Linked DNA regions of Homo sapiens: region 2 is linked to region 1. A link is an interaction called in ENCODE POLR2A ChIA-PET data of the cell type or tissue named here. Cell type or tissue: PC-9. All regions are shown on one strand. Each heading gives the region's core, and the rest is flanking DNA. Links, peaks and the distances in the headings are about the cores only. Region 1 overlaps AIG1 (androgen induced 1). Region 2 overlaps AIG1 (androgen induced 1).

Region 1 (2,919 bases), core at 226-2,725:
TGTTTCTCAATAGCAATAACTAACCCATCTCTCGTATCTGAAACATATCTTTCTTTTATTTTCAAATTGTAATTTCTTACATTTTTTTGTTATATCACAGTGAAAGTCAATCTGTAATATGTTTTGAAAATAGGCAGAATTCAGGCCAGGCGCGGTGGCTCACACCTGTAATCCCAGCACTTTGGGAGGCCAATGCAGACAGATCACTTGAGGTCAAGAGTTTGAGACCAGTGTGGCCAACATAGTAAAACCCTGTCTCTACTAAAAATACAAAAATTAGCCAGGTGTGGTGGCAGGTGCCTGTAATCCCAGCTACTCGGGAGGCTGAGACAGGAGAATTTCTTGAACCTGGGAGGCGGAGGTTGAAGTGAGCCAAGATCACCACTGCACTCGCCTGGGTGACAGAGTGAAACTCTGTCTCAAAAAAAAAACAAAGAAAATAGGCAGAATTCATATATTAAGACTGCTCTACAGGGTCCTACAATTAATCCATGTAAATGAAAAAACAATGCAACTTAGAGCAGCATTTATCAACCTTGAATGTGCATAGAAATCACCTGATGATCTTATTAAAATGCAGACTCTGATTCAGAAGCTCTGGGGTGGAGCTGGAGATGCCACATTTCTTACAGGCTCCCAGACAAAGTTGATCCTGCTGGTCCTCAGCCCGCACTTTGAGTAGGCAGGGCCTGAACAATATTCTGCCATGACATGAATGAAAAGCCAGTCTAGGAGGAATAATGGGTATGATACGGCCCTAAGAGAGGATGACTCTCAAAATGGCCAGTACTACAAACTAGAGCCAATGGGATTCCCAGATATGTTTCAATCTTTAAAAATCAAGATGTCTTACATCCATCATCAATATTTTAAGTTTTCTAAAAAATCCAGTTCATGGTTTTCAAAGAAGTTGATTCTGACTCATCTGTTAGACTCTACCATATACATATGAATAATGTTCTGGTTGATACATTTTTAAATTCCTATCATTTTGAATGTTTTTGGGAGGAGACAGGACAAGAAAAGAATACTCAATGAAAATTTGGGAAGAGAAAGCTTCCATTTACTTAAACATTTACTAAACACCTATTATACCCCAAATACTACTTTAAGACCTCAAAATACATTTGCCTTTTTCTTTTCATTTATTTATGTTGGTTTTATCCTAATTCTTCTTTATTATCTTTTGGGGCAATTATCATGTAACACACAGCATAATCATTTTGCTAGTGAATGAATCCACATCACTTGAAGAAAATTCATCAGCTGTGATATTGACTAAGAAAGTGTTAATATTTGAGTAACAGCTAGTTTAAATTTTCTTTCTTTCCAGCTTATTTCCAATTAAGTGTATTTCTTCTCCTGGCCTGACATGTTACTTAATGATAGTCTCTGAAATACTTCATAGTAAAGACCTAGTTTTTCCAAAGTTGTCCATGTCAGGCCTCTAAGCCGAAGCTCAGCCATTGTAACCCCTGTGACCTACACATATACATCCAGATGGCCTGCAGGAGCCAAGAAGTCTGGGGCAACCGAAAAACCACAAAAGAAGTAAAACAGCCAATTCCTGCCTTAACTGATTAACCAACATTACAACATTCCACCGTTGTGACTTGTCCCTGCCCTACCTTAACTGATCAACCGACCTTGTGACATTCTTCTTCTGGACAATAAGTCTTATGATCTCCCCACCATGTACCTTGTCACCCCCTTCTCTGCTAACAATAAATAACCACCTTTTACTGTAATTTTCCATTAGCTACCCAACTTCTATAAAGCAACCCCTTCCCCATCTCCCTTCGCTGACTCCTTTCTCAGACTCAGTCCGCCTGCACCCAGGTGAATTAAAAGCTTTATTGCTCACACAAAGCCTGTTTGGTGGTCTCTTCACACAGACACGCTTGACAGTCCAGTCTTTACAAATCCTCATATTGCCCACTGTTACACATATGTATGTCTCCTCCACATAATTTCATGGATGAAGTAGGAAAAAACTTGCATTTTTGTTAAAGCTAAAATTAACCAGTTATCTACTATACATAAAGGGCTAGCTGAGTCACTGCATTTATTTCATATAAGTACAAAAAGAGTTAAGTTTTTTTTCTAAGTCAGAGGCTTTAAAGCCAAGTATACTAGTTTTCTATTACTGTGGTAACCAATTACTATCAATTGAATGGCTTAAATGACACAAATTTATTATTTTACAATTCTGGAGGTCAGAAGTCCAAAATACACTACCATTAAGCTGTCAGCAGGTATGTGTTCCTGGAAACTCTAGGAGGAAAACCATTTTTTTGTCCTCTCCAGCTTCTAGACACCTCTCACACCCCTTGTCTCCTGGCTCCATCCTCCATCTTCAAACCCAGCATTGTCGTATCTCTCTCTGACTTTCTTCCAGTCACATCTTCCTCCAACAAGCTCTTGTCTTCTGTTTCCCTATTCCTTTTAAGGACCCTTGTAATTACATTGGGCCCAATGGGATAACTCAGGATAATTACCCTATTTTAAGGTCAATTGATTTGCAATCTTAATTCCATCTGCAACTTTAATTTCCCTTTGCCATGTAACCTAATGTATTCACAGGTTCCTGGCATGAGAATGTAAACATCTTTGGAGGCCCATTATTCTGCCTACCACACCAAGACAGTGTTCTTTTTCCATTTACTAACTTCAATTTTCCAAAAACACCTTAGTTCTCTTACAGTTTCTCAATACTAGGAAAAGAAACCATTGGAGAATAACAGTATAAGATTACTGGTAGCAACAATGTGTATTTCAGTTTTTGACCATAAGCTCTGAATCTACTGGAATGACCCTCATACCCAAGGAGAGAAATGAATACAGCCAGAATGGCCACTGCCACATAATCATCTGCTCCTGGATGCATAGAGCCTGAGATTCCTGACTCAGATCCTGGTA
Region 2 (2,919 bases), core at 209-2,708, 71 kb before region 1:
ACAAATTATAATGCTCTCTGGCCATTGTGTTTTTCTCAGGGTTAAGGGCTATTTATTTCATCCAAGAAAATATAATTTGGCACACAGAAAAAGCAATTCAGTGACCATCTGAGTGTCTACTAATTGGTCTTAAAGCAAGCATGTAGGGCCTTCTACCAGCTACAAACCTGACAAATATGAGTAATCCACTGGAAGGACTTATGATCAACTTTCTGATTCTTCCTACAATGGACTTGGTGCATGTGCTAGACCACATCACTGAGACTTCTGTTTTCCCCCGAAATCAGCTGGCAAATGAAAGGTCTGAATTTGAATTAAATAACAACTTCTTACTCATCTTTACAGTTTGTGATATATATGAGTTCTCTTCTCCTGGCTACACAGAGGTTAAAATCTGTAGGGTCTCTGAGGGCCTTTAAAAAAACATGGTTTATGTGCAGACAATGGAAAATTAACAGACTTGTGAAGGAAGTTGAGTTATGAAGAGAATCTAACTGAAAACAATGAAAATCAATGAAGTCAAAACAGACCCAAACATTAAGAGGCATTTACTTCAGTGATAGTAGCTAATGGCACAGCTGGGTAACTGAAGAAGTATGAGCTAATACTGATCTCCTCTCCCAAGTTCAAAAGCCTGGTTGACCCAAGGACCCTACCTTTCAAGTTTGGGCTGCTTAAGAAACTGATAGACTGAATTGTGTCCTCTGCAAAATTCATATGTGGAAGCCCTAACCCCCAGAATCTCACAATGTGACTGTATTTGGAGACTGGGTTTCTCAAGAGGTGATTATATATGGTTGAATGAGGTCATTAGGGGGCCCTAATCTAATATGACTGCTATACCTTATAAAAATAGGAAGTTTAGGCAAAGACAGGCACAGAGGGATGAGTGTGTGAAGACACAGTCAGAAGGCGCTGTCTGCAAGCCAAGGGGAGAGAGGCCTCAGAAGAAACGAACCCTGTGGACAACTGCATCTCAGACTTCAGCCTCCAGAACTACGAGAAAATAAATGTTTGTTGTTTAAGCCACCGCATCTGTGGTACTGACAGCTCCAGCAAACTAATAATACAGAAACCTCTTATAATGAACTCTTTTTTTTTCTCTTAGAAGTCTGAAATAAGAGCCAAGTTTCTTTTGTGGCTAAATGCATCCTCCATCATACTCACAACCCCAACAGGAAAGGCCAACACAGCTAACATCCAGTCCCGGAGAGAGATGAGCTTCTTGAGCTGCCTCTCTTGCTCCTGGTTCCCACTTCCTCGAGTCAGAAGACTGGAAAGATCAGTCAGCACACAGATGCCAAAAAAGACAGCCTGGATAACCTGTAGGGGGACAACAGCCGGTATGAGTCATTAAGATCTGGAGACCCAAGCTGTGGAACAGCAAATGAGCTGCTGGTGTACAACATGACATCTAATAAGAAAGGATCAGAAGCATATTTTAAAGAGCTGCTCCTAGAAATAGAGAACAGACATTTACAACTTGCTTTTATACAGAAAGTTCATCTTTAAAACACCACTTCCATTTTCACTCACCTCGGGACAAGTGCAAAACATGCATGCACACACACATCTAAATAGGGCCCATCAGAAAGAAGTATCAACGATCAAACCAGCAGGGCCATTATTTTAAAGCATCATGTCTATGGTTTGTCATGGTTTCTTCTATGTCATGTCTAAATCACATCTATGGTTTCTACTAGTCAATATAACTAGTGAGTTTTAACAAATATCTAAGAAGTGAAAACAAAAGGGTGAGGACTGTCTGAATAACAAGACAATTCAGTCTAAATGTGAAAAACTTTCCTATGCTTTCATCTCTTACATTTAGATATTTTTTCTATCAAAGGAAGTGGTAGGAAGTGGGTCCTTGAGTCATAAAAAAATCGACTGAATGTAATAATTAAGGCTGATATGAAACAAGTTTCTGTTGTCAAACTTGAACTAAATGACCTTCTACTCAGGTTTTTAGTATTTATGAAATAAAATATTTCCAAAGTAATATAAACAGAGATACCCATACAATTTCTCTAACCGCCCCCCCAAAAAAACTACAGGTTATACATTCCTCAAATCAATTATGAATGGAAGCATTTAGATCAGCTATGTTTTATTTACTTGGACTATTGCAAAGGAGAACACTGCAGGCAGCATACTGTAATGCAGCTAGATAGATGATCATTCAAATTATGGAAAGGGCAGAAAATGTATCCCCTGCACACAAAGTCATACCCAATTAGCACCAAGGATAGATTCAGGAAAATTTTTCTGGCTTTTTTCCTACTGAAAATAGTTTACAGATGATATCTTTGTAAAAGACACAATTTTACTCATTGCCTCTTTAGAAAAGATAGCAAGGACCTTTTTTGGTAAATTTCCTCATTGGCAGTAGAAAGAGTCTGTGAAAGCTCTGTGGATAGGGTCCTCACAAGGGAAGAAGGATCCTAAAAAGTATTTAGTTCCATCACTTAGCATAGCACTAGAACACAGAAATTGTTAACCTAGGCTTTTTGGAGTTCATCAAATCTTACTATTATTAGTCAGTCTTAGGCAGAGTAATGTTCTGTTTCCTCATAACGTAGCCTGTCTTTAGCTTCAGTGACTTAAGGTTTACTGTCATTCTTTCTGCAGCCAGAAAAGCCAGAGTAAAAGAAGCTAAGACTGCCACAATTGAGAACGACACAATAAAAGTGTTGGCAAGAGTCATGTTTTGATAACTAGAAATAACTTAAATGACTCAGGGAATAATTTCATACTTAGAAAAATGTTCTATTTTCTATTTTTCATATATTCCTATTCATATCTTTCTATTTTTCATATCCTAGGACTTTAGATGTTTGAATCTCTATGTTGGCCCTAATGGAGTTTGATTAAACTGGAGTGACCCTACCAGAGGAGAATAATCTTCATTATTCTTCA

Evidence for each region. ChIA-PET counts read pairs that join two places held together with the same protein. Peaks named below come from ENCODE experiments on the same cell type or tissue, not always from the same donor. Only the 100,000 strongest peaks of a DNase experiment are listed, where the experiment ranks them.
Region 2: POLR2A ChIA-PET joins it to region 1 with 9 read pairs; 3 of 35 experiments call an interaction of 5 or more read pairs at or near these places.

Annotation. Positions count from the first base shown.
Region 1 is chr6:143,063,797-143,066,715 of GRCh38, reverse strand. The region is part of intron 1 of AIG1 (androgen induced 1); the gene reads right to left. Among named protein-coding and RNA genes, the nearest start is that of AIG1, 4.4 kb to the right of the region's middle. In PC-9, for the core only: no CTCF peak of the experiment used is centred there; a DNase peak (open chromatin) is centred at 1,595; H3K4me3 peaks cover 820 bases; H3K27ac peaks cover 1,495 bases.
Region 2 is chr6:143,135,239-143,138,157 of GRCh38, reverse strand. It overlaps AIG1 (androgen induced 1), which reads right to left. Exons shown (of 6, transcript NM_016108.4): 2 at 1,168-1,323. It overlaps LOC124901416 (a long non-coding RNA gene), which reads left to right. Exons shown (of 4, transcript XR_007059794.1): 2 at 2,826-2,919. Among named protein-coding and RNA genes, the nearest start is that of AIG1, 76 kb to the right of the region's middle. In PC-9, for the core only: no CTCF peak of the experiment used is centred there; no DNase peak of the experiment used is centred there.